Linked DNA regions of Homo sapiens: regions 2 and 3 are each linked to region 1. Evidence: chromatin loops called from intact Hi-C (ENCODE). Cell type or tissue: IMR-90. All regions are shown on one strand. Each heading gives the region's core, and the rest is flanking DNA. Links, peaks and the distances in the headings are about the cores only.

Region 1 (10,744 bases), core at 892-8,891:
TGTTTAAAACATTTTTTTTGCATAGGTAAGCCCCATAGTTCCAGCCCCATTTGTTGAAAAGACAATCTTTTCACCATTGATATGTGTTGCACTGATCTACATGGTCAATGTTTTGTCGATACCACGCTGTCTTAACGACTAGCTTTACACTAAGTCTTAAAATTGAAAACCCACGCATTTTATAAATGAAAAATCTGAGATAACTCCCAAAGAGCATGCTACAAATAAGCAGCAGAAATAAGACTTAAACTCATGCCTATCTGACTCCAAAACCAAATACATAATTCTTTCCTGCAGTGTCATAACTGGTCCACGCTTCTGGCAGGGCCCAGAATTCGACTCAGTTTCTAACCACTGCAGCTTTGGCAAGTTAAACAAAAATAAAATAGGCACATATTGCTGTTAATCACCAACACTAATATAAAAGATGCCTCATTTTATTAGTTAAATTGGCTTTGCAGCTTCCCACAGAATATCAAATTAGACAGAAAATGATGTTGCCAATGTACAAAAGCAATCGGCTTAATTATTTGATGAGGAGATACTGCTTTCAATTTCAAATTGAGCTAGGGTGATAGGAAAATTCTAAAATAGTTTTTGTAAGATTGACTCTGGTGATTCATTTATTTGGTGACCACTATTTAATTAGGGTGTCACTGGGAAACACTGCGCTCTCTATGGTGCAAAGCAAAACAAGAACAAGGAGACAGCCGGACAATCCCTAGTTCCAAGGATTGCGGAGGGTGTAGTCCTCAATGCGCGCTTTTAAAGTACCTCCTGGGGAGTCCAGCACCCTGTTCTACATGGTGGTGGCCTTGAGACACGCTTCTGAGATAGGCTGGCATATATCAACATATGTGCTATTTCCACATATCACAGAAACTTTCTATTTAGCTTAATTCTCTCTGTGTTTCCTGTTTATCTGTGTTTTTTAAAAAACCTTGTTGCTATATAAAAGTTTCTTCCATTGAAAACTAAGTGTTTATAATTGGTGAATCCAGAGGATATACAGCTGTGGGAAAGCCGCCAGTTTTCCTCAACTCTTCAACTTTTCTGTAGATGTAAAATTTTTTTCAAATAAAAACTTGGGACAAAAACCAACAGACTAAGGGTTTGTGGTTGGGTAATCCACAAAAGTGCCAGCACAGCATCGTGTGTCTAAGTGAGATGCTTGGGTAATACTGATCCAGAACTAAGAAGCATTATTTAGCTATCACGAATTCCCATAACTAATTTTACAGTCGGGATTACATGCTAAATACGTGCTAAGTGGTCCAGAGGCAAACGGTTATGTAAATTTGACAATGAAAAACAATATTTATGTTTTAAACCCCAGCAGCTATTTATAAGAGCAAAGAATACGGAGCAACTCAAATACGCAAGAATAGAGGATTAAATAAATATACAGCCCTCAAGGGAATCCTGGGGACCCATTAAAAGTCAGTGTGTAGCATATTACTAATGTCAGAGATGAATATATGTGTTACGTGATTAAGGAAAATAAAACTTACAAAATAGAATAGAATGGGCCTACCCCTCTAAAAATAAACATATATATGCATAGAAAATGATAGAACGACATATATTAAAAGGTGAAGGGACTTTATAATGTTATTTTGAAAGAAAAAATTTCAATAAATCTACCCCCCATTAGAAATTAATCAATTTACATTATCACAAAAAATCTGGCCAAAATTAGAAGGGTCTCTGTTCTTTGTAAATCCAAATAGGTCTGAAGTACAGTTACTTTTATTTTTTTTTTACCATCTTTTTTTAGTGATCAAAGCCACATAAGTTCATTTTTAAAAATACAAAAAAGCTAAATAACCATAATGCTACCTTACAGAGATAGTGTTTTCATCTAGGCTTATCTATCTACTCTCAGTTTCTAAAAAACTTGGGATCTACAACTTCAATGGTTAAAAAGGGTTAAGGTAAAACATTATTTAGTGTTCAGAGATGCTGAATAGGTTCAGTTGAAGTGTGAGAGCTCTGGCTGGAAGTTTTAAGTAGATACAGAAGTGGGGTGGAGTGTGAGAAGAAAATCAACCACTTTGTGCTTCTGATTACCTATTTAGCACAAGTCACCCAGTCAGGAGCTTAGAAGGTAAAAAGCAGCAGCAGACATCTGTCTGCCTGCCTCCAGGGAAGAGGCGCCTGGGAAAGGAGGAAAGAGCAAATCGAAATTGACCTTTCTGTATTCCCAGGGTCCTGTTATGTCAAGGCACAGAGATTAAAAAATAATCTAGGCCAGGCGCGGTGACTCACGCCTAGAATCCCAGCACTTTGGGAGGCCGAGGTGGGTGGATCACTAGGTCAGGAGTTTTGAGACCAGCCTGGCCAACATGGTGAAACCCCGTCTCTACTAAAAATACAAAAATTAGCTGGGCATGGTGGCATGCGCCTGTAATCCCAGCTACTCGGGAGGCTGAGCCAGGAGAATCACTTGAACCCGGGAGGTGGAGGCTGCAGTGAGCCGAGATCGCGCCTCTGCACTCCAGCCTGGGCGACGGAGCGAAATTCCATCTCAAAATAAAAATAAATAAAAACATAATAATAATCATCTAGCTGGGCATGGTGGTTTGTGCCTATAATCCCAGCTACTCCAGAGGTTGTGGCCAGGAGTTCCAGACCAGGCTGAGCAACACAGCAAGACTGCCTCTCTTTAAAAAAAAAAAAAAAAAAAAAATTAAAAATAACAAAAATAATCTTTTATGGCTCTCTAGGATGGCAAGGTGTTTGCAATCTAATGGAAAAGGCAAGACAATGAGAAGACAAGGTACAAAGAAGTTGGATGAAAGAAAGCAGTACCAGGGCGGGACACCCGGCAGGGCATGATGGATCGCTGAGCAAGGGACCAGAGGTATGTAGGGACTCGCAGGGAGCCGGAAGAAAATGAAAGCCTCAGCTGCCGGGCACAGAGTCTGCCTGAAAGGGAGGGCTCGATGTAGACTGAAGCAATTGGAAAAGTCAGGGCTGAGTGACATCCTGATTTGGATGGAGGGAAGGAAACATTCTAGGTAAGACCCACAGAGAGCAAAGGTCTCTTGTACACCTTTCTGTTTACGGAGCAAATGCACTCTTCTCGTTTGTGCTGCTTGCTAGACCATCCATCTTCACAGTCTTTGGGGACAGGAGGAGCCCCGTCCAGCAAGAACCTCAGACCAAAGGGGAGCCAGGGGGGCAGGTGCTACCTTGAGTTCCTAGGGAGCATCCTCTGTGGACTGGAAAGCAGCTGAAACCTGGCCCGGGGGTGTGATGCTGGCCGCTGTGGGCTTAAAGCCTTCTCAGTTCTGGAGTCCTTCTGGCCAGGATGACTGTGGTGGTGAGCAGTGATTCAGGGAAGGTGTTCAGAGGTAGGATACCCCCTTCGTTTTGGCAACTGCAAGCTAGCTTTCTATTTCCTTGACTAAGTTTAGGGGGCACCTGACCAGCCCCTGGTTGGGGGAAAAAGGCTGATGAATGGGTGACAAAGGGTCTCCAGCTCCACCCAACTTGTCAGAAAAGAGCCAGAACCCAAACAGTTACACGGGAAGAAAATGAACAAACCAGGCACTAAATAGCAAATGACTTCCTCTCCCCTAGGCATCCAAAACCAAGGGGATAGGTAGGGTCCCAAAAACGTACCCAGGCTCGGAAGCAGAATTAAGAACAGAGGAAAAAGACATCCTCTACTTTTTTCTCCAGAAGCAAACCTTTTCTTCCCAGAGCAAGAAGGACCACAGAGACCACAAATAATAAGGGGTTTGAGACTGTTAACACAGGAGTGGGACAGGGCTGAGTTGGTCCAGGCCTGGGTCCCCGCAGTGGCATTTCTGGGGACTTTGAGGATACACACAGGAAGGACAGGCAGGACCTGACAGTCTCAAGAACAAGGAGGACAGAGGACTGAGGACTGAGACTATGATGATCAGATCCCTTCTGCCCAGCTTCCTGTGCACTTTTATGCAGGACTGTTCTAGGCCCAGATGAAATGAGCGGAGCATGTGGTGAGTCCTGCCTAACTCCACCAGGGCCACATAATGAGGGTTATAAATACACAAGATATAAAGACACACATAATAAGACAGGCCCTGTCTTATTCACAGTGTGCACTCAGCACTGGGCGTCACCCACATCAGGCCTGTGATGAAAATCTATGTAATGAAGACATGAATGAATAAGACAATGAATGAATGAACCCCAGCCTGGCAGAGCTTTGTGTCCCAAGAGGAGCCTGCCTGACCCTCTTGACCTGGCTGGAGTCTCTGCTGAGAAACAGCCCCAGGGAGCAGAAGCTTGCCAAAATGTGCCAAAAAACCAAGGAGAATGTGCCAGCGTTTTCTCGCAACAGTTCCATCCCAAGACAATCATTTTCATGTGATGATTTTTAAGTGCTTACCTGGCTATGAAATCACCAGGCTGGGAATTCTCCGTCAACTGCTAAAAGCCAGGACAGAAAGGCAACGAAAGCTTTTTTTTTTCCCCTTTTCCCCATGTCCTTTCTTCGAAGCCACCACCAGGGGGCCTGCACCTATTCACAGAGCCATACACCAGCAATATTCTTTCCGGCTCTGTTTCCTTCTATATCTGGCTTTCAAAAGGGCAATTTATACATTCCCCCTCCTTCCCACAATTTAGGAGAGTGAAGCCATTCCAAGCTGGAAACTGTAATTTTGAAATGATGCAAAAAATTGAAGATAATGAAAAACATCTGAGTTCTGATACCTGGAAATGTCAGTTGCCTTATCCAAAGGCTCCTTTGTAGGAAAAAAAGCAACGATCAAGAGGGGGTTTTCTATCAGAAACAGCTGCTCAACAGAACAGACATCACCCCCAACCCCACCTCCCATCTCTCCCACCATCAAGGGAGGTCACTTATTTACTAGAACAGTCACGAACAAAGCATGAGATGGGAAGATAATTTTCCAGTCCCCTAGTGGCTCTAGCTATTGTTTGCAGTTAAAATGTACCTTCCAGGAATAAATGAAGAAACTCAAGGGTTTGCAAGCAAACTGCTCTGACAGTGTCTAACCCTTCACACACACACACACACACACACACACACACACACACACACACACACACACCCCACTACAAGCCAAGAGGGAGGAAGGACATGTTTGGACCATGAGTACCATGAGATCTTATGTGCTGAGAGCTAAGGAGAGCTTTAAGGATGATGTAGTTCATACCCCCACTTTGCAGATGGGAAAGTTTAGACAGGCTGAGCAACCTGACCAATGCGACTGAGTTAGTCAAGTATTAAAGCTTGGAATATAATTCAGGTCTCTTGATGCCGACAATTTAAAAAACAGCCAATGATCTCCCAGGGGAGACATAAAGACACACACACACACACACACGCGCAAATTTTAAAAAACCAAGTTAAAAAAAGGAAAGCAGAATCAAAGCTATGCTTTTCAAAAATCACGAATCTGCACATTATAAAAAGGCCTCCAATTACTCTCTATCCCCTAATAGTCCTGCTTTTAATCTCTCTCCACTGTCAGCTTTCTTATACGTAATATGATGGTAAATAATGCTAAAAAAACATGCCTGCACCACCACAGAATCATGACCACCCTACTCTCTGGGTTCAGGAAAATGAAAGAGGGGCTGCTGATACGAGAACCCCCTGGGCTGTCACTGCAGTGCTCCACATACCACATTCAACCACTAGTTACTGAACTAACTTGTGGCCCTGGAGCAGAAACTATACTGTTTTATCCACTTCCCTGGGTGAAACCAACAGGAAAGAAGGACACCCAAATCATCCAAAATTCACACTCATGTTTTAATATATTTCCAAAAACAATTTATTCCCACTGCCTCCCTACTCATCTTAAAGTGGAGCCTTCCCCATGTGACAGATACAACATGTTACATTCAATCTAACACTGATGCCAGGCACAGGGTTAAGTGCTCAATAAAAGTCTGCTGAATGACTTGATGAGCACTGCTTTTCATCTTTACGCTTTTCAGTATTTTCTGATGTTTCAAGAAGCATATATACTATTTTATAATCAGAAAGATATAATGCTACTTAAAAAAAATCTGTTTAATTCATTGCATTTACAAGTCAAAATGGACCTTACGTCTAAACAAGTCTCTACTGAAAAGGCTGTATGAGAAGACAGAAGATATTTTTAGTGGGGAAAGAACATGGAAATGAGCCAGTTTTATAAAATATCAGAGTGTCCATCACTCTCAGCTCCACCTCCCATGACCTAAGGACAGCACCAATTCTTTTGCTCAGCAAAAGTGGGAGGATGTCAGGCACATCTTCAGACTGCAATGACACTGTCTAACCACACACGAAAGCACATTGTGTCCCACTCCTACCTTGCAGCTGCAGCCAGGAGATTTTTCGCATTGGGAGCTCCTGGATCTACAGAGAGAGACTTGGCAGCTAACAGCAGCTTGCTGGATGCCATCGAGATATTCTTGAGGTTCCCTATCACTTGGATCTGGTCTTCTTTTGTCTGGAAGGTCAAAAGGAGCCGGAGCTATTAGGGCCTGTCCATTTCTTGAAGGAGGCATTCAGAGAGCTAGGAGCAGCATCCTGACATGCAGGCAGGTTATCCGTATAGATCACATTAAACCCAGTTAGCCCGCAGATGCCTAACTCGTTGAGACACTGACCAGTGTCTACCCTTCTCCAAACAGATGCTCAGATCAAGATGCATGCCACAGGGAAAGAAATCCATCCCCAAGTGGGTCAGCCAAGAGCTGTGCTTTTCTCACAACTAGAGGCATTAAGCGGGGAGCAGGGTGGGAGGAGAGTGAGCGAGCTGTGAGCCAATGCACAGACCAGGCAGCGATTCCAGCATCTTGCTCAACAATGCTGGAGTTGTCAAGGAGCTGTACATCTCGGCCTGGCACAAACGACCAGCACTGTCTCGATATTCAGAGCTGACTGCATCCCTGAAGTTCCTGACTCGGGAAAGCACACATTTCTCACCCGGTTGCCATCTGAGAAACAATTCTTTGTAGATACTAGAAGAAGATACACCCTGGTTATCTCTTTTAGGGAGGTCAAAGGAGCGCAGAAAAAAAAAAAAAAACAAAAAACACAGCTCTGCAAGCTGACACCAGATCAGTCAAGCTCCCTTGTTCTAAACAAGGGGTTTATCTGTTCATCTGAAGGAGGTAATTTTTAATCACTTGACACTCTGTATTAGACACAGACCATCTGAATGGTCCATTAAACCTCAAATACATATATATTTTTATTGTATTATCCCACATTTGAAGAGCTGTTCTAATCTTTGTTAAACATTCTCCCTCCTCCTACCCTCCCTCCAAATAGTAAGACTATGAATTCTGCTGGAGGATCGTGGGAGAAGTTATTCTTTATTACTAACAGCACCTCATGCATAAGCTGATAGCATCTTTGGGAATGCCATTCCCATGAGGGCATGAGCTTCCTAAGCAGCAAAAAGAATGCAACCATGGCCTGCCTGTTTCCAGGTTCCTTTTCCTATTTGTTCAGTCAGTCTCAAGGATGGATTATCCATCCGAGAGGAGAGGCTAAGGTCAACTCCAGACAACCACCTCCACACCCACCTGAGCTTGGCCAGCCATCTCAATGCCAGCATCGAGGAATTCATCAAAATCATCACTGAACTTTCCAGAGGCTGCAGCCAACTCTCCACTCTGGCCCCGGGTGGCATGGACCACTTCCCCAGCAGACTGGTTCAGATCAGCTGCTGCCTGGTTCAGTTCACTCTGGGCTTCCTGGAAAGGCTTCGTGCTTGGAGGTAGCTGTGGGGAACAGACGGCACACCCCATGAGACATTCTGCTTTGCAGGGGAGGGATAAAAGGAAGGTATTGTGGAAGGGAGACAGACTCTTCAGAGATGCATTTGAGTCATCACGATTAAAAGGCTCTGAGTCATCTGAGCCCATTTTATTAATAGGTTTGACCACCAACATATACATCCATTCATTCATTTAAATGTATCAAACACCTGCTCAGTGCTAGACACTGTGGATCTAAAAATGTAAGCTATCTACAGGGGCTCAAGGTTTCCTAAGTGGCAGAGACAGGATCCACACCAAGGCAATCCGACTCCAGGGTCCATTCTCTAAAACTCTACCCTATTTTGTCTCTGTTAAGATGAAAGCTAAGTTTTAGCTTTGTAAACTAAAAGGCAGATGCTCTCAAACTTCAAATCACGTTCTTCCAAACTAATAGCCACCAATTATATTAGTGGCCTTTGCTAATAACTTTTAAATGTCATCTAGCAGACTGATAACCATTTGTGAAAAGTTCTAGGGAGTTAAGCTAGACTCTATTCATCACCCACAAACATTGCCTCTATACCTGTGCAGAGAAGAAACAAAGATGCACCAGCACAAACCCTCCTTCAGCAGACTCACAAAGCAGGGAAGGGAACAGGCCCCAAGGTGAAATTCCTCAGACTACTCGCTCTCTCACTGAGGCTTGGACACACGTACCCTTCCAACACCTGACTGTCACTATCTGAGATGTCCTGATGAGAAGACAGGTGATCACATACCCCTTTGCCTGTCTCACCGGGACGATCCGAGAGGAAATGGCAACATGGGCTCAAAGAAAAAGTAAACTTTAAAAGCTCCACCTGGGAACTTTGTTGATCAGACAGCAAAACATGGAAAACAAAGACTGGCGGGAAAAACAGGACTCCTAAAGGAAGGGTTAGCTGCTCAGAGATCTCATGGAGAGAAGAAGACTTCACTCACACCTAACGCGAGCCTAGTCCCCCAGTGTCCTTTCTCAATCTAAGAACCTCTCACCGAATCCACAAGCAGCTTCTTGCTGGACTCCCCGATGCTCTTCAAGGCCACGTCCACATCCTTCTGCCCAGGGAGGCAATTTACGCAGTTATTCAAGGAGTGTGAGACGGCTTTAGCCACCTGAATTCGTGGAGAGAGAGAAGCACCTTTAAGTACAAACATTTCTGCACATTTGTTGGGAATGGGCAGTGAAACATGCAGAGCTGAAGCAGATACGGAAATGACCCACCAGCATCCACCTGCCACTCTTACCTGTCTTACATCACCTCATCCAGGCCCCTTGTCCCAGAGATGTTTTCCACCCTCTTATTGGGGTTAATATTCTGTCTCAGCAAAGGGTCCGACACAGTGACACAGCACATCCCACCTGCTCCCCAAAGCCAGGGTAAGCCACAGTTTTGTGATTCAAACATAGAACTCTCCAGCATGAGGTCAGGTTCTAAAGCAAAGATTTCTTATACCAAGAGAAATGAAAATATCTCCCTTCTTGGGAGCCCTGCTGAGGTCGCCGAGGTGGAAGGAGACCTTGAGTTTTTTGGATCACAATTAGAAGGCCTGTGGTTAATTTCTGCTCAGTGACTCATGGGGCCATCCTCCCAAACCTCACTCTGCCCAAGGGCAAGTGGGGTGCTCTGAGCACAACCTGGAGCTGCCCTCACGTTGCCTAGAAATGTTTGGTGGCTCCCTGTTTGCATTCTTTGGTATCCTCAATTAAAAGGAAGGTCTTTGGAGGTGGGGAGTGTCATTCCCTCTCATCTAAGCCATCTCCTTCCCAGCCCCACGTCCAGGACTCTGCCTGGATGCTCCTTAGCCAACTGGTTCCATCAGGCAGTCGAAGAATCATTTAAAGAAGTAATAGAGCGCCAGGGTTGAAAACTTCTGAGTGGCCAGCCCTAGCGGATCTACCTCATTCCCTGGCAAGGAACAGCAATATAGCTCAGCACACATAGGCCCAAAACAAGCATGTTATGTCCTGGCTCTGAAACTCCCAAGGACAGAATTCAAAGGCCCCCATGCCCTCTGCTGACTGTGAATTAAGCAGATCACACATTACTGTGGAGAATACTAGGCAAGACTTACAAAAGTGAGTATCATGTATGGCCAGCATCGTTATGACCTTTGGAAGTTTCTGAAAACATCTGCTGTGTCAGTGTTCATATCAGGGAAAAGTGCCCAGGAGACAGCCCGACCACATGTCCACGTTAATGATGACCATGACAACCACAATTTCTCATTCCTAGCCTCACCTGAGCCAGTCTTTGTTGACGCTCTGCATCTCCAGGTGCAATCAGGGCCTGCTTGGCCTCTTGAATGAGCATGGCGGAGCCCTCCATCACGTCTCGAGCAGAATCTAACATGGCATGGGCGGCCGCGGGGTCGGTTGTCGATGCAGCCACTCCACGGGCGGCCTGGGCCAGTGTTTTCAGAGCTTGGGCCGTCTCTCTAGCAGCCACCCCTGGGGGAAAAAGTCCATCAGATTTCCAATTAGACTCCATCTAAATGGCACATTTTACTTAGGAATAAGCTTCTGGACCAGGGCCTGGCACAGAAGGGGAGCTGCAGATTAGTCTTCATAAAATTTGAATTGCTGTGTTTCTCAAAGAAGTAGCTGGCTTCAGAAACATATCCCCCTGGCTCTGGGCCAAACCAAGAGACACATTAATAACAAATGCAATACTAAAGACTTCTTCCCCCTGACTTCCCTTGCTCCCACTGCCCCACTGTCCCTAGACCTAGAACACCAAGTGCATGGCAGTGAGTACACAGATGGAATTACCTGCACATGTTTGCGGGAGGCCATTTAAAAGCACCTTTCTTCTCAATTGCCTTTCTGGGGCATAACTTACAGTACACTACAGTGAACAAGTCTACATGTGCAGCTCCGTGAATTGGTACATATGGATACAGCCACATATCCACCATCAGTTGTGCCAGTCAATGCTCCCTTCATACCAGAAGTAATCACCATTCTAACGTCTATTAC
Region 2 (10,744 bases), core at 1,351-9,350, 280 kb after region 1:
CTACTATGACTAATGAAATATGAATTGCCTCGATAGCCTTTTTGTCTTGATATGTTCTCTCTCCAAGGATACTGAAAGTACAACTACTATTGTCTGCAGGGAAGTGTCACCAAACTTTTAGACCTTCAAAGATGCCCCCACCTTTCTCTCCCAGCACAGTGCCTGCACTGGCTCGGTGGGTAACAAAGGCAGTGGCTGGGGGCTGTCCCAGAGCTCCTGCATGCGGATCTCACCTGCCACTTGAGAACTGCATACCATTCTCACCTGCCCAGCACCTGCTCCAGGCCACTCTTAGGGCTGCTGGGGGCAGGGGCATCAGGAGGCCTGGAGCCTGTGGCCTCTTCCTGCCCGTGCTCTCTGAGGCCTGTGAAGGGCCAGCTAGTGTGAATCACTAGGAATTCAAGTTTGGCAGCCTAGCACCCCAGAGATGCAGAGCTGTTATCAAAGGTCCACTGTCAGCCCTGGCCCAGGCCTTTGACTTAAGGGAACTCGCCATTGGATGTAGTGACTAATGCCTGAGCATAAGCCAGGGTCTCGTTTTCCTCACTGAAGAGTTTCAGCCCCTCCTTGGCTGAGGAGCCCGGGTCGGTTGACTGTCTGGGTTAAACATCAAAGAGCTACCTCTGGAATCTGTTTCCTGGTTTGGCCATCCTCCCGAATGGGTCCCATAGGTTGGAAACACTGACTGTGTCTATAAGTGAGCCCTCAGAATTTGGGAAGGATCCCACTTATGTGCAGTCTCAGTGGGAAAGGGGCATGAGATCATTTTGTTCCCATGTTAGTTGCTGAAACCCTTTGTCCTTCTGGAATTGGCAGGCCTTTACTTTTCCTGAGCTCTTAGCAATGGTTTCCCTATAAAGCTATTGTTTTGAGTCAATCACGAAGAATGCTGGACTTACATGTGCATGCGCTCTCTCTCTCGCTCTCTCTCTCACACACACACCCCCACACAAACACACACCCACACGCAAGAGCCATGCCCATTTTGAGCTCAGGAAAGATGGCAAAATCCACCGGGATGTTTTACTTTTGAAGAAGGTGACATATTGAGGAGTGGGTTCTGTATTCTTAATTTGGCTTTTGCTTTTTTAAACTACCAGACTTTAGCTAGAAGAGAGCCAGTAAGAGCAAAGGGATTAAAATATTTCCTTCATTAGGCATCCACTTAGGAATTGCCTGTGTGTTAGTGCTTTAAGGGTGCTTGTGGGTGGCTCTCAAGAGTGCCAACTCCAGAATCAAGCCAAGCACACAAGCAGCCTGAACAAGAGGAGAGTTTTTCTTTGCACACTCCACCAACACAAAGTATTCAGTCACATTGCTCCATCCATTCAGGCCCTATTTCCCAATGGCAGAACAACTAGTCTTCCTCTGCAAACTCCAGCATTCCTCTGGGGCCAATTTAAAAAAGCTTGGGACTTCAAAATGCACGGGCACACTTTTCTTTATAAAGAACAGCTTTTGGGTAAGCAGCATTGTGAAAGGGACTGAATTTATAAATCCACACAAAAGCCATGTATTTCTTTTGAGACAGATCAACTCACACACTTTGTCTTCTGATTCACTGTGTGTGCTATCTGGTCTACAATGTAGACAGTTCCCTAGGTCAGAAAATGCATCTGCTCATGAACAGACAGAAATGGCAATGTTCTTAACACTTGTCTTAGATGAGAAGTCTGCTTACATGCTCACAATAAAACAAGGAAGCAATTTTTGACTCTAGTCAAGAAGCTTCTGGAATCTTTTTTCCAACACAAATGTTTCTCATTTAGTCCAAGCTCTGTTTCAATTACACGCCAAGAAAAGACAAAGAAAAACCCCCTCTACCACCTACTCCTGCCTTCACGAAAACATTGTAAATTATCTTTATTACATCATATAGAAAAGTCATCTCACATAGGGTAAATTGTTGACAAATGGTTACAGCAGCCGTTTTCTGGGCAATTGCTGTATTCGTAGGTGTTCTTCTGCTCACCTGCCAGGCCCTGGCCTTATCTCTCTCAAGAAAACAGCATGGAAATGAGCATCCCTGTCTGAAGCCTTTGACATTCATTTCTAAAGAATTGTCATGAACATCAACATCAAAAGACAACTCCTTTGTATTTTTTTTTTTATTTTTGTATTTTTTTTATTTTTATTTTTTTTTTGAGACAGAGTCTAGCTCTGTCGCCCAGGCTGGAGTGCAGTGGTGCAATCTCAGCTCACTGCAAGCTCCGCCTCCCGGGTTCACGCCATTCTCCTGCCTCAGCCTCCAAAGTAGCTGGGACTACAGGCGCCCGCCACCACACCCGGCTAATTTTTTGTATTTTTAGTACAGACAGGGTTTCACCTTGTTGGCCAGGATGGTCTCAATCTCCTGACCCTGTGATCCGCCTGCCTTGGCCTCCCAAAGTGCTGGGATTACAGGCATCAGCCACCACACCCAGCCGACAACTCCTTTGTAACATTAAATAATTTCAGAAATGAAAACTGACTGGCTGGAGTGTCTTAACATCTTAACTTTCCCCAGCTTAGTAAATCCCAGCTGTGCAGGGGATGTCAGTAATTTAACTTTCACATGGACCCCACAGCCAACACCCTTGTCATCATTCTGTTGCAGGCATTTCAAAGAAGTTTAAATCAGCATGCTATACCCTCTGGCTCATTTCCTAGTTTAGGTCAACTCTTAGGTGGCAATGCTTAAGCTCTGAGGGTCCCACACCAAAATGAGGCCTGCTCCAAAATTTATTTTGGAAATTTATTTAATAAATTAAATTTAAAAATTTATTTAATAAATTAAATTTATTTAAGCCTTCGCAACAGCTTTCCAATTTACACCAAAAGGATGGAAGGAAAACTTAAGGGTCTGGATTATTAAAAGCTAGACAACCTTTATTATTGTTGTTTATTCTTTCTAAGGCTCTGCCTGGTGATAAGTGTGTGAACTTACCCAAGACTATGCCAAGGATGTGTCTTTTCTGCTCCAACCAGAAATTTTAGATGCAGAAGGAACTTTGGAGATCTGGCCCCGCAGGGATTATAAAATTATCTGGCCAAAACTCCACAAAGGACTAAAGGGGTGGGCCACCTGACACTAGGGAAGCCATTCACAGCAAGTCTGAGGTTTCCTTCCTTTATGAAGTTCTGTGTTCTAGCTTAAATTCATGTCATGCAAATTTTGCAATTATTCAATATGTGCATGCTTTTTTTCACACTAATTTTTTTTTTGAGACAGAGTCTCACTCTGTCACCCAGGCTGGAGTGCAATGGCGCAATCTCAGCTCACCGCAACCTCTACCTCTTGGCGATTCTCCTGCCTCAGTCTCTCGAGTAGCTGGGATTACAGGCGTGCACCACCATGCACGGCTAATTTCGTATTTTTAGTAGAGACGAGGTTTTGCCATGTTGGCCGGGCTGGTCTCGAACTCCTGACCTCAGGTGATCCACCCACCTCGACCTCCCAAAGTGCTGGGATTACAGGCGTGAGCCACCACAGCCGGCCTTAAAATAATCTCTTGTCTTCCATATTACCTGAGTAAAATTAAGGCTCCAATAAGATATCTTAGGTTTATCCTGTGGTTTCACAAATCCAGGCTCACCACTTAGCACTTCACCCCTATCTGGGAAGCAAAAATTTTGTCTCTCTCCTTCTCCTACAGACAATAACCTACTGCTCAATTATGTTTGGTGACCTGACCAAAAGACTTGGAGGCAGGCCAAGGCACAGAACCCAGGACTCCGGCCTCCTGGTATGGGGCTCTTTGCCACTTTACATCCATCCAGTTCACAGGCACCCACAGCCATTCCGTAACTCATAAGGCAATGGTCAACTTTAAAATCTGCCCACACATCTCTATATCGAGGGAGGTTTAGTTTGGTGAGTGTCCTCCCCCAAGCTTGAGGCAAGGCTCACAAAACGGAGGGCTAATTCTTCACTGGCTTTCAGAATGCTGAAATCTCATTGGCTTTTGGAATATTTTGACAACTTCCCCACCCACTGGGCAGTTTGTCCCCATTCACAGCCATTTGCAAAAATTAAAAGTACAAGCTGCTTAGTGGAGACAAGGTCAGAGTCAGTGTCATCAGCATCCCAAATCTGAAAATAAAACCAAAATCAAATCTCCTTAGGGGAAAACTGTCAACCCAAACACAAGGCGGTTTAATACAGAACTGTGTTGACCACTTTCCTATCAACAGGCTTTCAGCCAGTGTTACCTACTGGAAGGGCTACAGTAAATACTAAATATCTCAGCTGTGCATTTTATATTCCAAAGCAAAAGGAGAAAAGGGATCATGCTAATATAAAAGCTGTGTTTACAAATTCCCAGGGGCATCATAAGTCCTCTAAAGCAACGGTTCTCAACAAGGAGCAATTTCACCCCACAGGGAACATTTGGCAATGTCTGGAGACGTTTTTGGCTGTCACACCTGAAAGGGGGTGGGGATGCTAGTGGCACCTACTGGGTAGAGAGGCCAGGGATGCTGCTGAACACCCTACGATGCACAGGCCAGCCCCGCACAACAAAGAATCATCCAGCCCCAAACGGCAACAGTGCTGAGGACTGAGAAAGCCTAAAATGTAGGAAGCAGGAAGAAGACTAGAACAAAGTCACGAGTCCTAGTTCGTTCTCTGATAGGCTCCTCGGTCCAGACATACCACCGGACCTTCCTGGGTCTCTGGTTCATTGTCACTAAACAGAGAGGTTGGCCTGTTTCGGAGGTTTTGCAACCCCTAGACTGAGTTCAACCATTAATTATTCAGGGCTTAAAGTACGGCTGCTCTCCAGGCTGGCAGCCGCTGCCTCTCATCATACCTCCCCTGATCAGGGGGCATTTCCCACCAGTTCTCTCAAAGCCCCATCATATTTCCTCTGGAAAAGGGAGCAATGCTAAAAGCAACTGCTTTCTCCTTATCACCAGCCACCACGCCAGTCCCTCGCGACCTCCTACTCCACAGGAATGAGACACAAGGAGTTCCTGGACTCTACAAACTCCTTCCAATCCTAAAACCTATGATTCTATTCAGCCAACAAACTAAGGACAGACATGGAAGCTTCATTTCCAATTCTATGTTCTGCTCTGCAGAAATGCATAAACAGAAGAGAAAAAAAAATGCTTTACAATAAAATTTAAAAACAGCACAGCTGCAACTGCATTCAATGTACATGTAAGAATTTTCCATTTTCATAATACTTTGCAACCATAAAATCAGCTCACTACCCCATCTTAGGGGACAGACTTAGTATTAAAGCCATTGTTTCATGGATAGAGAAAATGTGCTACCACCTTGCCATTCCCAAAACCTTCTCCATTGGCTCCAGCTGTTTACACAGCTCCATGGAAGACAACAACTTAGCTGAGAGGCTAAACCCCTCCACACATAACCCGATAGTTTCGAGAACGACAGAACACAGGGACTGTTTTACATGTAAAATGTTCACGTTCAGGAAAAGGAATATAACTGGCCTGACTAGGGGAGAGGATTACGGTTTTCACTGCCTCCATACAATTATCATCACACTCGTTCTCTGAAAGAGTCGGAGACAGAACCACTTCCCCAGCCGCACCGCACAGGAATCCCATTATCACACACCAAGCCACGGATTCTCCAGGTGGCAAGCTGGGATAGGGGGGCTAGGCCAACGGGAAAGTAAGCGATAACTCCCAGCAAAGAGAGAGAACCAGAGGAATCTTCCAAGGCTAAAAGGAAACAGCACATACTGCTGCTGCCAAGTAGAAGAACTAAAGGGCTTAGCATATTTCATTTGCCTTAAAAACAAAAACCAAAAAAAAAAAAAAAAAAAAAAACGCGCTCACCACAAGTTTCCCAAGTACATGCATTATCCATTAGAGCAAATGAGAGAGGAAATCTAAAGATCATTTAAGGGGGGAAAAAAGACTACTGAAAACTCTGAGTAATCACACATGCACCCCCATAGTGCCCATGGGCAACAGAGGGTTAACATCCCGGGGCAAAGTTTCCTCTCAGCAAGTACAAATCCGAAATCATCATCAAGATGCTGAGTGATTTAGTCATGAGCCCTCCCCTCAGCCATCAGAAGGAATGGCAAAAATGCAGAGTGAGTGCTAGGAGCCAGAACAATTTCATTTTCCTCCTAATTGTGCAAAGAATTTGCATTTAAAATGAGCACTTCAAGAATGCCCGATAGCTGGCTGCTAACATGAACAAGAATAAAAGTGATCCATCACCCAACAACACCAAAATTTTTTGCAATTATTTAATTGCAAAAAAAGTATTTGGGTACCCTAGTAGACTGAAGAACACTTCTGGCTAATTACCTCTCACAAGTCAGGTGTCAGATTAACTTTTTTTTTTTTAAATATACTTTAAGTTCTAGGGTACATGTGCACAATCTGCAGGTTTGATATATAGGTATACATGTGTTATGTTGGTTTGCTGCACTCATCAACTCATCATTTACGTTAGGTATTTCTCCTAATGCTATCCCTCCCCACTCCCCCGATCCCACAACAGGCCCCAGTGTGTGATGTTCCCCTTCCTGTGTCCAAGTGTTCTCATTGTTCAATTCCCACCTATGAGTGAGAACATGTAGTGTTTGGTTTTCTGTCCTTGCGATAGTTTGCTGAGAATGATGGTTTCCAGCTTCATCCATGTCCCTGCAAAGGACATGAACTCATCCTTTTTTATGGCTGCATAGTATTCCATGGTGTATATGTGCCACATTTTCTTAATCCAGTCCATCACTGATAGACATGTGGGTTGGTTCCAAGTCTTTGCTATTGTGAATAGTGCCACAATAAACACACGTTTGTGTGTGTCTTCATAGTAGCATGATTTATAATCCTTTGCATATACCCAGTGATGGGATTGCTGAGTCAAATGCTATTTCTAGTTCTAGATCCTTGAGGAATTGCCACACTGTCTTCCACAATGGTTGAACTAATTTCATTCCCACCAACAGTGTAAAAACATTCCTATTTCTTCACATCCTCTCCAGCATCTGTTGTTTCCTGGTTTTTATTTGTTTGTTTGTTTGTTTGTTTGAGACAGAGTCTCGCTCTGTTGCCCAGGCTGGAGTGCAGTGGCGCGATCTCAGCTCACTGCATGCTCTGCCTCCCAGGTTCATGCCATTCTCCCACCTCAGCCTCCCGAGTAGCTGGGACTACTGGTGCCCACCACCACGCCTGGCTAATTTTTTGTGTGTTTTTAGTAGAGACGGGGTTTCACCGTGTTAGCCAGGATGGTCTCGATCTCCTGACCTCGTGATCCATCCATCTCAGCGTCGCAAAGTGCTGGGATTACAGGCGTGAGGCACCGCGCCGGCCTGTTTCCTGACTTTTTAATGATCGCCATTCTAACTGGCGTGAGATGGTATCTCATTGTGGTTTTCATTTACATTTCTCCAGATTAACTCTTAAAAATGCACTCACATCGCATTAACAAAGGTAACATGGAAACAAGGTACCTTCTTGGTGGCTAGGCTTCCCTAGAATCAAACTTTTATGCTTTCTACATCATTTCAGATTTACAAGCTAAGTGAAATAGAGAAATCAATCAGGAATTAAAGACCTGTCAATTAACAACAACGGTTCTCACCACTCATATCCAAAACACAGAACTGCAGTTTGACTTTTGAAGGGAGGAAGAGATCCAGAAGGGAACACAGAGGTGGGCGGACGGTCAGAAAGTGGGAAGTCAGTGGGTGGCTGTAGCCTTGCTCTGTAAGAGGGACAGTTTCAAGAGCTTCATGAAAGACACAAGAGCCTTTTATCTTCTTTCCTCACTAATAAAATTAGAGGGTGAAAATATACACTAGAAAAACATCCAAAGAAGTTCAGAAAAGGGCTGCCAGAGGCAGGGGGGTTGGGGGAAAGGCAAGAGGCACCCCTACTCTGACGGGGAATAAGTACCCCCGTGGCCACGGCCATCAGCCAGCTGCTCAGCAAAGAGGGAGCTCTAGAGAGTTTGGCGCTGTCCTTAGTGTCTCCTTCCACATCCTCCTCCCTATGGGGGTGGCAGCTGTGCGGTCAGGAGAGATTTTCCCCAGAACCAGACAATTTCCTAACAAGGGCATTTTCATTAAAGATGAGACACAAGGCAATGAACGAGGGAAAGAGAAATGGCCAGAGGATGCTGTCCAGCCTGCATGTGGGTCTCATTCCCACCAGAGCCTCACACCACACTGGTTCTGGTTCCGGAAGGGAAGCCCAGAGCCCAGCTGGCAAGAGCCACACCCACAGCGCCAGGCCATTTCCTCCAGCTCTGGTCTCTCATTATTCAGCCTATAGCACTACCTCACTTGTCTCCTAAAAACAGGGGTCCCCTCTGGCTAACCAGACTTCCCTCCATCCCCAAGATGCTAACATGCCTGGCACACTCTCAGCCTGGCAATCTGGACCCTGAGGGTCCAGGGAAGATGAATCACTGGTTAAAAACCAGGAACCCAAGAGTAGTGCTGGTTTCCAAAACAGATGGCCCTAACAATGTGTCCAGCCAGTTTCCTCAAGTGGACAGCCCACGGGCCTTTCAGAAGACCCAGGCAGGGGGCCAACTGTGGACAGCACAAAGCAAAGTACATGTTTCCTGGTCCTCTCCTGGGGGCTTCTGTGAAGCAGCCCACACTGGTGCTCCTTCTTCCATCATTTAGTTTATTATTTTTATTTATTGATTTTTTATGTTTATTTATTTATGTTTTTGAGACAGAGTCTTGCTTTGTCACCCAGGCTGCAGCGCAGTGCCGCAATCTCGGCTCACTGCAACCTCCGCCTCCCGGGTTCAAGCAATTCTCCTGCCTCAGCCCCCAAGTAGCTGGGACTACAGGCACCCGCCACCACGCCCGGCTAATTTTTGTATTTTGTATTTTGTATTTTTAGTAGAGACGGGGTTTCACCATATCGGCCAGGCTGGTCTCGTGATCCACCTGCCTCAGCCGCCCAAAGTGCTGGGATTACAGGCGTGAGCCACCACGCCCAGCCTAGTTAAAAGTACAGACAGATACAGCCCTTCCTCCTGACTCCAACAATGAGAAGTTAAATGTCCCAGGCCATGACTTCCTCAGCTTGGATAGGGTCTAGCCAACAGCTGGTCACTCTGCGCTCACCAGGCCACTCTTGAGCCACCAGCAATTTCTGTGAGTGCTCCTGTGCATGCTCTTCCCCTCGCATGGAGTAGGCGCCTCTTACCTGTTGGCCTTGCTCTCATCCTTCAAGCCCTCGCTGAAATGTCGACTCTTTAGAGACCATCCAAAACAACTGCTCCTCTCCCTCTAACACACCTTGCTTGTCTTATTTCTGCTCTCACCCCTAGGGCCTGAGCCAGAGCCTGGCCCGCAGTGATGCTCAGTAACTATTTACTCAATAAATGAATGCACTAGGAAAAGCAAAGCAAACACATCTAAATACTACGTCTAGGTATAAACCCATCCGTGTTGAAGACATAAATAACATTATTCGTATTGCTCTATACATCACAGCCAGAGTCTGGAAACTGCCTACATACCTACGTACAGAAGAACAGGTACGTAATATGAACAAAATGAATGAGTACCATATTATGATGAGAATGACAGACCCACAACTCACACGAAGATGGAGGCAAATCTCACAAACATCATGCTGAACAAAACCAGAAACAAGAGGACACACTGGGCAGGTCCATTTACATTAAGTTCAAAAACAGGCAAAACTGGCCAGACGCGGTGGCTCACGCCTGTAATTCCAGCATTTTGGGAGGCCGACGCAGGCGGATCACGAGGAAGTTCGAGACCAGCCTGGCCAATATGGTGAAACCCCGTCTCTACTAAAAAATACAAAAATTAGCCGGGCATGGTAGCGTGTGCCTGTAGTCCCTGCTACTTGGGAGTCTGAGGCAGGAGAATCACTGGAATCTGGGAGGCAGAGGTTGCAGTGAGCTGAGATTGCGCCACTGTACTCCAGCCTGCTGGGCAACAGAGCGAGACTCTGTCTTAAAAATAAAATAAAATAAAATAAACACACACACACACAAGCAAAACTAAGTCGAGATTATGACTGTGGGAAGGCGGTGCACCAGCAGGGGTATCAGGGGGCTTCTGAAATACTGATCAGGTTATTTCCTGAGCTGGATGCAGGTTACACAGGTGAGTTCAGTTTGTGAAAATTCATCAACTCGTCCAGTTATGATTTGTGTTCATTTCTCTATGCTCTATTTCAACAAAACTTCATTGCAAAGAGAGAAAACATTATCTGAAATAAACATGGAATTCTTATTTTTCTTAATAAAGCCAGCTAAAGATTCCTGTCCATCATGAGGACTGGCACCTGACATAGAGCTTCCCTTGGATGAGTGGCACACAACACCTGCCTCTTCGTACAAGACCACGTGGCTAGTGCCGGGCACGGTGGCTCACACCTGTAATCCCAGCACTTTGGGAGGCCGAGGCGGGTGGATCACCTGAGGTTGGGAGTTTGAGACCAGCCTGACCAACATGGAGAAACCCCGTCTCTACTAAAAATACAAAGTAGCCAGGCGTGGTGGCACATGCCTGTAATCCCAGCTACTAGGGAGGCTGAGGCAGGAGAATTGCTTGAACCTGGAGGCGGAGGTTGCGGTGAGCTGAGATCATGCCATTGCACTCCAGCCTGGGCAACAAGAGCAAAACTCCATCTCAAGGGAAAAAAAAAAAAAAAAACCATGTGGCTACTTATTCAGGTGAGGTGTGAACACATCAAATGCACCCCGAAGCTGAAACCTGCTAGGACACATGGCTGGCTGCTGCAATCTTCTTCCACCTTTGCAGTCCTAGAA
Region 3 (10,744 bases), core at 1,207-9,206, 120 kb after region 1:
AAACCACTTGGAGCAGGTCCATCCTCAGGCCCATGTGAGGTATTGGATCCCCTGTGCTCCTCTGTAGTTAAGGATACAGTGAAAATCCTGAATCCTAGCCATCATGTGATTGACAGCAAAGGAAAAAGTACAGTAATACCTAAAGCAAAAAACCAACTAAAGGCAGATGTGACATCAGCAGTGAGTTTGATGGGTCAATCCTCAGTGGAATGACAAATCAACTAATCTTCCAAAACCAAGAGTCCATATGCCTTTCTCTCATATTTTGCTATCTCACCGGACTTATTCTCATCTCCAAATGAAATACATAAACCTAAAAGAAACAGTAAAACCAAAGGGAAATAGGTTCTGGATCAAGTGGAAAACTGCCTGATAATGGTCAACTTGCCAAGAAACAAAGGATTAGAAGGAAATGTATGTTTTGAGTTTTGGGCAAAATAAATGTTAACAGTAATTCCAGGAATACTGTCAACACCAAATGGCGATCTCAGTTGGTGTTGACATAGATTAGCTACAATTTAAACTTTAATTTAGGTACGATGCATTCTCATTCCATAAAGGTCTAGGATTTCATATAAGAACCACAGAGTGAACTTAGAATCATTATCTCAGCAATACTGCAAAAGTATGCTCATGAATGTAAGTTGGTTTTGGTAGATGGAACCATCACTAGATCACTGGATCAGCTATGTAAAAGATACTACCTTTCTCTTTGACTTATGACCTGTGAGATTTTCAGCGAAAATAGAACAAATGATTTCCTGCATTTGTCAAACCAATAGTTCCCTTCATGCTTAGCCGTAGACAATCATCTGAAGAATAATTCTAAAGTGCTACACTTTCTATAAACACACACTTGGTTTAGGATGTGCAGTCCCAAAGAGCTTTTGTTTATACGGATACAGTAATGTTTCATTCTTTTCCACTCCCGCACAGATTAACCAGCACAGGACTTAGTTAAAATCTCCACTGCCCATTCAGTTACTCCATATGGATATTAAGCAAAGTAAATCCACTTAGTGACTACACCATGAGGACTGGAGGCCACGTTGATCACCCTGATTAGCCCTGTCAGCTGGAGTAAGAAAGACAGGCTGGCACTCAGGGCCAGCTGTGCAGGGCACACAGACAGATGATGGGCAACATCGATGGGCTCTGAGCAATTGGTCTGGGCAGTGATGGATGTTATGTCGACAGCTTAGAGTGTTATTACAGATACAGAACTGGCCCAAGAGAAACCCAAACTCCATCTTATTTTATTAAGATAAAGTTGGAGTGTCCATGACACAGTGCAGGACCAAGGAAGCTTTTCCCTCTTTTATCACTGACTCAAGCACAAAACAAAACAAAATCAATGTATATATTAAATAATAAGAATAAGGCAATTTAACTCAGTGAATGTATGTGTAAGACAGATTACAAAATGCCACATCTGCATTTTTAAAATTATGAACAGGATACATAAAATTTTTCAGTAAATACATGTAAAAAAATTATTTAATCCATATTATTAATTACAGTAAGTTGTATCAGGGCAGAGAGGAGAGTCATGGCTGTCTCTGTGTCCCCTTCATGATTATCAAGGGGCAAGTGCTTAATACATAACAGGACAGATCACACATCAGTTTCCACCCTACAGAATGGACTGAATGGATATTGGGTGCTGGGTATTCCCCCACTTGTCTGGAACAGGAGTCCCTCCAAATTTGCAATTACATGGCTGAAAGCAGAAACCATCCCCCACAAAATCCCCAACTTTTACAGATACACACACACACTCACACCCTTTTCCACTTCTTTCCTTTTGTACCTCAGAAGGTTCTACTAATTATCTCATTGTATCACCTGGAGTGAGTCGTTTTAATTTTCTGATCCTCAGTCTCCAAATTAAGACTAATAATAATTTGCACATTAATAATACCAAGGCCTACAAAGCATAGGATTACTCTGAAGAGTAAATCAAACTGGTAATGTTTCCCTTTGCAAACACACCCCCCACCCCCCAGCTTAGTCCTTTAGGCCAAGAAAAGCCTGGCTCATACATGGCACTGCCGGGGAAGGATGGGAAAGCATGTTTTTTTCTACTGGATACCAGCAAGATTTTCCTAAATGTGCACAACTGACATCTACACTAGCAGAGTGATTCTCCATTCCAAACTGGTTTTATGTCCTGAGGTCCTGAGGCCATCTGTGTTGGGAGGACCCTTTGGTAGAATTAGCTAGCAATTCTGTGAGGAAAAATCTCCCACATTTTGCCATTCCTTTTTAGTACCTGCTAATGCAAGAGCTACTAGTAACTACTCTGAAGTAATGATGTTCCATTTATATTGGGCCAATCCCGCCATAAGGGAGCTCTTCGCAGCAAATAAGAGGGACCCTGTTCCAAGAAATCTAGGCAAATAACATCACATTGAAGTGCAAGACTGCAGGAGCTCAGTAACATTTCTCAAACATATAAGTACCTCTGCCACCCCTTCATATGAAAATATCACTGCTGCACGATTGAGTTTCACAGCATGAGGACCTGAACTTCTCTGGATTTAAACTTCTAGTACACATTTGAGAATACAGGGCTGGGGGCACAAAGTTGGAGGGCCTGAATCAATGCCACCAAGATACTGTATATTTATCTCTATTGACCAAGAGAATCATTTCTCATTTGAAAGATGCTCTTTTTCTTGCTCTCAGTATCTGTGTATCGACTTTACCTTCTATTCACCCTAATAGTGTGAACTAGCATATTGTGCCCCAAATGCTATGTTTCCCAGTAAACTTTCCAAAGGACACAGCCATACAATATCACCCTGCATCCTTTGCAGGGTTTTCAACTTTGTTGATGCTCTAACCTGAATCCTTGAGTGCTGACAAAGGTAAACAAATAAATATAATACTTCAGAGACACAGTTCATTCCTTAAGTCCCAAGGTGCTATATAAGAAGCAGGTTTTGGCCGGGCACAGTGGCTCACACCTGTAATCCCAGCACTTTGGGAGGCCGAGGTGGGCGGATCACAAGGTCAGGAGATCGAGACCATCCTGGCTAACATGGTGAAACCCCGTCTCTACTAAAAATATAAAAAAATTAGCCGGGCGTGGTGGCGGGCGCCTGCAGTCCCAGCTACTCTGGAGGCTGAGGCAGGAGAACAGTGTGAACCCGGGAGGTGGAGCTTGCAGTGAGCTGAGATTGTGCCACTGCACTCCAGCCTGGGCGACAGAGACTCCGTCTCAGAAAAAAAAAAAAAAAAAAAAAGAAAAAGAAAGAAAAAAAAAAGAAGCAGGTTTCAGGAATCTGAAAATTCACTTTGGGGCTGGGTGTGGTGGCTCACATCTATAATTCCAGCACTTTGGGAGGCCAAGGTGGGAGGATCGCTTGAGCCCACGAGTTTGAGACCAACCTGGGCAACATAGCAAAATCTCATCCCTACAAAAAAATTTTACAAAATTAGCCAGGCATGGTGGCACACTCCTGTAGTGCCCGCTATTAGGGAGGCTGAGGTAGGAGGATTGCTTGAGCCCAGGAGGTTGAGGCTACAGCGAGCTGTGTTCATGCCACTGCGCTCCAGCTTAGGCAACAGAAAAAAAAAAGAAAGAAAGAAAAGGGTGTGGGGCGGGGAGGGAGGGAGAGAGAGAGAAAGAGAGTATGAATGAATTCACTTGGACAACAACAAAAGCAGTAGGCAGGCCATTTCCAAAGGTTCAGATTAAGTTTTTCACGGAAAACTTCTTCCAGTGGTATAGGATGCTGGTAAATTTGCTTATATATTGGCCAAATTAAAATGAAAGGTGCACCAGACACAGGAACATTTTGCACACGGAAATTTTTACTGCACTGATTATAAACATTGCAGTTTAAAACCTCGATAAAGATTAACTGAGGCCAGGGGTTTGAGATTAGCCTCGGCAATATAGTAAGACCCTGTCTCTACAAAAAATAAAAATAAAAAAAATAGCCGGTGTGGTGGAACCCAGCTGTAGTCCCAGCTACTCAAGAAGCTGAGGTGGGAGGATTGCTTGAGCCTAAGAGTTTGAGTCTGAAGTGAGCCATAAGCAGGCCACTGCATTCTAGCCTGGGCAACAGAGCAAGACCTCCATCTCTAAAAATAAAAATAAAACCTAGATAAACTGAGGATACCTAAAGCTGAAGGTCAATGGGAGATAGACCTTCAATCTCTGCCATTTTGGGCTGGTTGTTACATTAGTACCCCAGAGCTAAAAAAAATGACCACAAACTTGGTGTCCTAAAACAATAGGAATTTGTTCTCTCGTAGCTACAGATGCCAGAAGGCTGAAATCCAGGTTTCAGTGGGAACACGCTACCCTCCAAGGCTCTAGAAGAATACTTCCTTTCTCCTTTCAGCTTCTGGGGGGCTCCATCTTCACATGCCATTCTCCTCTATGTGTTTGTGTGGCCTCTCCTCTTCCTACAAGGACGCCAGTCATCAGATTCAGGGCCCACCCTAATCCAGTATGATCTTATCTCCATTCTTAACTAGTTACATCTGCAAAAACTATTTCCAAATAAGGTCACATTCTGAGGTTTTAGATAGACACAATTTTGGCAGGGGGGCAGGTGGGTCACACTATTCAACCCACTACAGTTGTTAATGAAAAATCGAGTGCAACTCTTATGACAAGAATTCTCTTGATTTAAAAATACTTTCTGTAGAATTATCAAGATGCAGAATGCCATCTATATAGCTCTCACAAACTGGAGGATGGAGCATGTGGGCCAGCTCCTCTAAGGAGAGAAACTGGAGGTGCGCTATGAGAATGGGCACGCCCACTCCAGCAGCTTCTCCAGCGCCTCACTCTTCTCTAACAGAGCAGAGCTGTGTCATCAGAGCCAAACATGGAAAGTAAATGGCATTTTTCAGAAAAAACATGCATACTGCCTCCCTCCTTTCACCTCCAATCCAAGAAAGATTTCTAGCCAACATATACTGTTTTGAGAAAAAACAAACAAACCTAGATTCATTGCTATGCTCAGTTAAAAAAAAAAAATCAAACATCTCAGCATCCAAGAAACATAAATTAATCCAAACTAAGAACAGAAAACAGGGCATAGTATAGGCCACAGACAGAAATGCTGATTTGCTTTCCAGCTTATTCTGCAAAAATGAAAGGCACAAGTATTCAGTCCCGTAAACTAGTTTATATGGTGTGAGTTTAGTTTATAACATTAACAGCAACTCAAGAAGGAAAGCCATTTTAACAATGCACATTTTCTAACTGAACCTTTGTTCTGTACACTTAAAGCCAGAAAAGGTTTTCAACATCTCCAGTACAATATTTCACTCTAAAAACCTACACATCAGGAGAAACAAACTGGAGAGCTTCAGAAAACCCTTACACATCTGCAAATTCTCTAGGCTTGAGGAATCAACCACCTTCATAGTAACAAAAAGCATTTTTAAGAAGGAAATCATCAAAGGTCTGACTCACTCAGCTCTGCTGACTCTGTCATTCCTTCCTCCAGGGGATGGACAGAGACGCAGGCCCTCATCAGTGTATTAGTGTACCTAGCTGGTACCCAGAGCTTTAGTGGAAATCTGTGTGTCATGATCACCTCCCCAAAACACACGCAGAAGACCTTTAACATACAAACAACTCACAATGACAACATCCAAGTCCTCTGACCAGGAGCTCCCACTGAGTCCTCTGTTAATACCCAGGGGTCCGAAGTTTCAGGAATCAACTCAGGGTAACAAGTGCAGGTGTCCTCCGCCAGGCAGACTTTCTGTCGTGGAAGAGTGTGGAGTGGGAAAAGAAGAATTAGGTAAAAATAACATTACAAATCTTGTACCAGAAAACAGTCACTGAAGTTGAACAGAATACCTAAACAAAAATGGATGAAAGAATAGGAGAAAATGTTCAAACTAAATTCCAAATTACATGTAACACTAAAAATATTTCCTAGGGTCTTGGGCCACTATGATCCACCTGGCTGTTATTGAAGAAACCAAACACATATCTCAAGAATTGCCTGAGGCACTGGGCATGGTGGCTCTTGCCTGTAATCTCAACACGTTGAGAGGCCAAGGCGGGAGGATCATTTGAGCCCAGAAGTTCGAGACCAACCCAGGCAACATAGTGAGATTCTGTCTCTACAAAAAAAAAAAAAAAAAGAATTGCCTGAATGATGAATCACTTGGATAACTCAGCTTCCTTCAAGAGTCTTCTTTCTTTTCAGAAAGGACTTTTTAACTGGAAGACTACAGTTCTGCTTCCGGTTTCATAATTTAAATACAACAGAGTATGTTTCTCCTAAATATCAGAAGGTGAAAATTCCTCCTTTTACATCTTCAGCACTAACATCCTTCTCCTCTATGCATTTGATTTAGAAGTTCAAGACAAGCAAAAAGAACAGAAACTCCAAAAGAGAGCCATTCAGTGTAGCAGACACTTCAAACAGACAGATGCTGTCACGGCACCTGATTTAGCAGTCAGAGGTGCAGGGTGAAAGCGGGGATGAGGCCTTGTGAGATGGCATCTCTGATCAGGGTGGTGACCACCAACACAGGGAGCTCAGAGAGGCTGGAGAAAGGGGGTGACAGTGGCCAGTGTACCCCCCGCTTCTGTTACAGTCGTGTTTCTTGTCTGCTAATAGCTCCCTATAAATGTGCAAACAAGGATAGGTGAGTGCCTTGCCATGACAGATTAGGAATGTAAAACATCAGTATCACTGGGCCAGACTGAGATGCCAAAACCAGAAAGTGATCACCAAGGAATCCAAGGAATGGTTCCAGGAGCAGCCCATGCCAAAGTCACTGTGGTCATCTTCAGGCAGACCCTCTAGTCTCACCCATAACACAGAGGTGACAAAACAGACATGGCCTAGCTAACTTCTGCCTTCTGCTTGGACATGTGTCAGCTGCTGTACAATTTCTGCAAATGCATAAAGATGACAGGCAAAAAAGAAAGCAACTGACCCCACTCCTGAGAATGCCTAGCACTGTGATTTTTAACGGACAGTCCAAACAATCCGAGCTCCATGAAACCCTGCATTCAACTCCAAACCCCAACAGGGATGTTTTACAGACATGTGCATTGCATGGCAGTCTCTCCTTTTCTATTAGAGCTATTAGAAAATCCTGCAAGAAGACACGCATGCAGACACCACCTTCCACTCTGTCATAGCCAGGCCAGATGGGAAGGATCACACCAGTCACAGGCAGGAACATGTAATCTCTGCACTGCTCATTTAAGAAAGTAATTATTATTTATCAAGTGCTTTCTAATAAGAGACTAACAAGGCAATTCAAACTAGGTTTTTAAAAAGCAGTAGCAAAAACACTTTTTTAAAGTAAAGGTTGAATATAATGATGTTAAGAAGCAAAGAGACAAATGTCCAGATGAGACAGCAAAGGCTCTCTGACTCCACATGAGGTTCCCAGTGAAATTACCCACTGAATACAAAAGCTGGGGAGAAACTCACACCATGACTAGGAGCCTAGGCTACATTCCATCTAGAGATATTTATTTCAGAAGAAAATAGGCTAGGTGCAGTGGTACATGCCTGTGATCTCAGCACATTGGGAGGCTGAGGCAGAAGGATCACTTGAGGCGAGGAGGTTGAGGCTGCAGCGATTCATGATCACACCACCACATTCCTGACTGGGTGACAGGGCAAGACCCTGTCTCTCAAAACATGAAAAAAGAAGAAGAAAATGTATGGAAAATAGTAAAGAAAATGTTGAAAAGATGGAAACTTGTTTGCCAGACAGTAATACCAACTTATAAAGCCAAAAATGATTACATCCTCGGGCTCTACAGGACAAATAAAACAGACATGACATAAGAGCATATACAGTGTTCATATGGGCATTCGTATAACCCAACTATCGTATCATAGTCACACTGGGAAAGGTCTAAGTAAAAACAGTGCAAGACGAACTCACAAAGAGGTTTCACAAGAGAAAATGTGAAAAGGTAAAGTTAAGTCAGAAGATAAGCAATAAACTTTGAAAATATTTTTACAGAAAATGACAAAAGGTTACTATGTACCAAAGAGACACCATTTAGAGCTTAAAAGCTTATTAAGAAAATAAAACAAGTATCATGATACAAAACTGTTAGAGGACAGTAGTAAAAATTTCACAAAAGAACAAATACAAACGGCGAGGAAACAGATACAAAAAAAAATGTTATCCTCCAAATACAAATCCAAACAAGATATTCTCTATCATCTTAGCAGGAGTCTGAACACTCACCATGCTGGCAAGAAATATGGAGAAACCCACACACTCCCCTCCAGAGAGGCACCATATTTTTGGCAGTCAATATGGCAATATTATTCAAGGGTCATAAATATGATGAGACTCCTTTGATTGAAAATTTCATTTCTAGGAATTTACTGAAATAAATAAAGATAAACATGAGTGTTTATGTTCCAAGATATCCATCACTGCTTTGTTTGCAGGATACAAAATGATATAAACTACATACATACACACGTGCATATGAACATAAAAGACTAAAAGAAAATCTACCTAAATGTTAAGAGTACATTGTATTGTCTTTAAGATCTGGCTTTACAAATGGTTTCTAGTTTGCTGTGTTTTGATTTCCTACAAGATGCATATACAGTAGACTATCTTATAACCAAGCTCTGCTTAACCAATTTGCCAAATTAAAAGTCACTCCTGAGTGGGTGGGCTGCACCCACCATTACATGGTAGGCCTGCTAGAGTAGTGTGTTCTCAAACCCGTTCAGACCAGTTGTATTTATTGTACAATTGCATATTTAAATATGCTATGGGCCAAAGAAGTATGAGTGCAAAAAGAAAGAGTTGCTGTTCCTATGAAAACTCAATACAATGCTTTGTGTGCATTGCTAAAAAAGAAAATTACTGCCAAATTAGGTGAGGGCCAGACATCTGTCAATAGATTGAGAGAATTTTTTTAAGTATAAAGAAGCCTGTTCTCAGATGACTTTTCAAATATCTTTTAAATTCACATTTCTCTGTAAAGAACCCCAAACTAGGCCAGGCGTGGTGGCTCACACCTGCAATCCCAGCACTTTGGGAAGCCGAGGCAGGCGGATCCCCTGAGGTCAGGAGTTCGAGACCAACCTGGCCAACATGGTGAAACCCCATCTCTACTAAAAACACAAAAATTAGCCAGGCGTGGTGGTGAGCACCTATATTCCCAGCAACTCGGGAGGCTGAGGCTAGAGAATCGCTTGAACCTGGGAGGCGGGGGTTGCAGTGAGCCAAGATGGCACCACTGCACAGAGCGAAACTCCATCTCAAACTGAAAACTGTACACCCCACAGCACAGGAGTGAATTGGGACAGAAAGATGGTGGAGAAGTCATCAGAAACACATTCAGAGACATATGTTGAAGACATACATATTTTTTAGGTCAAAACGTAAATGCCTATGTTTTAGGTTAAAACTTTTTACAATTCTCAGTTTTAACTTTTCTCAATAAAAATTACAATTATTTTAGCACTAATTATAAGTCTATTCATGTCAAAAAAGGTGGCTTCCTTCGCAGTCCTTTTACAACGAAGAAGTGAATGTTCTTTCGAGCAGAGAGGTGGCGGGATAGAAAGAAGGAAAGGGAGGAAAGAGTGAGAAAACTATAATTTTTTTTAAAGGAGTAGAGGGCCATTTAGATATACAAGCAGCAAAATTGAAAGTTTACAAAAACTTTTAGGATAGTTGATGCTGTAATGACTAATTATAAAGTCAATGCAGTGATTACAAAATCCCTTACCTGCCACAGAGGATTTGATCAGAAGACAGAAAGTTTTTAATTCAAATTCTCTTGGACATATCGTTCTCCCAAAATCCTAATAAATCACTACAAGTTCCAAAAGAAAACAAAATAGCTAATAAATGATTCAGAAATGTTTATGGAAATCAGCTGATGAATTCTGTGCTACAGCAGCACAGCAAAACCTATTGGTTTTTTGTACAGTAAGCCTGATTTTTTAAAAGCACTCATTTTTGAGTCATAATTTATATACAATAAACTGTACATATTTATAGAACACAAATAAGTTTCAGAATCTGTATACACCTGTAATCCTGACAATCACGATGATGAACACAGCCATTAGCTTCAAAAGTTTTCCCAGGCCTCTTTGTAAATCAGGTCCCCCTCAACTCTTGCTTTCCACTCTCCTCTGTCAATCACTCATCTGTTTCCTGTCACTATCATTAGTTTGCATTTTTCCAGAATTTTATTTAAAAGGAACTCTATAGTATACACTCTTTTTTTTTTTTTTTGGCCTGGCTTCATTACTTAGCATAATTATTTTGAGATTGATCCCTCTTGTTGCATATGCTGAGAGATCATTTGTCTTTGTCTTTCATGCTTAGTCTTAGTCCCCTGAATGGACATAACATGATTTCTTGATCCTTCCACATGTGGATGGACATTTGTGTAGTTTGAGGTTATTACAAATAAAGCTTACGGTAAAGAGTGCATGTATCCAATGGCCTGCCTTTGACGTTCATGTGAAAGTCTTTGCAAGGATGTAGCTTATATATTTCTCTTGGGTAAATGTCAAGTAGAATCGCTGGGACACATGATAGGTGTATGATCAATTTTTGGAAGAAACTGCCGTACTGTTTCCCAAAGAGGTTGTACCATTTTCCATTCTCACCAGCAGTGTACATGAGTTCCATTTACTCCACACGAGCTCTATGTGTGTTTTGTAGGACACGGGATCCCCTGTCTATGCAACATATACTAAGTACAGGTTTGTCTACTTTCTAGGAACTGGACAGAAGTTGA

The links. A loop is a pair of places that touch in the nucleus more often than their neighbours do. Peaks named below come from ENCODE experiments on the same cell type or tissue, not always from the same donor. Only the 100,000 strongest peaks of a DNase experiment are listed, where the experiment ranks them.
Region 2: a loop joins it to region 1, with 6 times the contacts of the local background. A loop is called at or near these places in 2 of 110 quality-filtered maps.
Region 3: a loop joins it to region 1, with 2.6 times the contacts of the local background. A loop is called at or near these places in 2 of 110 quality-filtered maps.

What each region holds. Positions count from the first base shown.
Region 1 is chr15:62,736,350-62,747,093 of GRCh38, reverse strand. TLN2 (talin 2) reads right to left here. Exons shown (of 59, transcript NM_015059.3): 29 at 10,008-10,216; 30 at 8,761-8,880; 31 at 7,549-7,746; 32 at 6,325-6,464. Among named protein-coding and RNA genes, the nearest start is that of MIR190A, 82 kb to the left of the region's middle. RefSeq lists a silencer at 3,380-3,535. In IMR-90, for the core only: CTCF peaks have their summits at 4,497 (motif pointing right) and 4,919; DNase peaks (open chromatin) are centred at 4,453, 7,363 and 7,833; H3K27ac peaks cover 591 bases.
Region 2 is chr15:62,460,145-62,470,888 of GRCh38, reverse strand. All of the region lies in intron 1 of TLN2 (talin 2), which reads right to left. Among named protein-coding and RNA genes, the nearest start is that of TLN2, 75 kb to the right of the region's middle. RefSeq lists an enhancer at 5,708-6,239. In IMR-90, for the core only: no CTCF peak of the experiment used is centred there; a DNase peak (open chromatin) is centred at 5,998; H3K27ac peaks cover 521 bases.
Region 3 is chr15:62,613,342-62,624,085 of GRCh38, reverse strand. It overlaps TLN2 (talin 2), which reads right to left. Exons shown (of 59, transcript NM_015059.3): 3 at 5,611-5,735. Among named protein-coding and RNA genes, the nearest start is that of MGC15885, 26 kb to the left of the region's middle. In IMR-90, for the core only: a CTCF peak has its summit at 5,465; a DNase peak (open chromatin) is centred at 5,435; H3K27ac peaks cover 484 bases.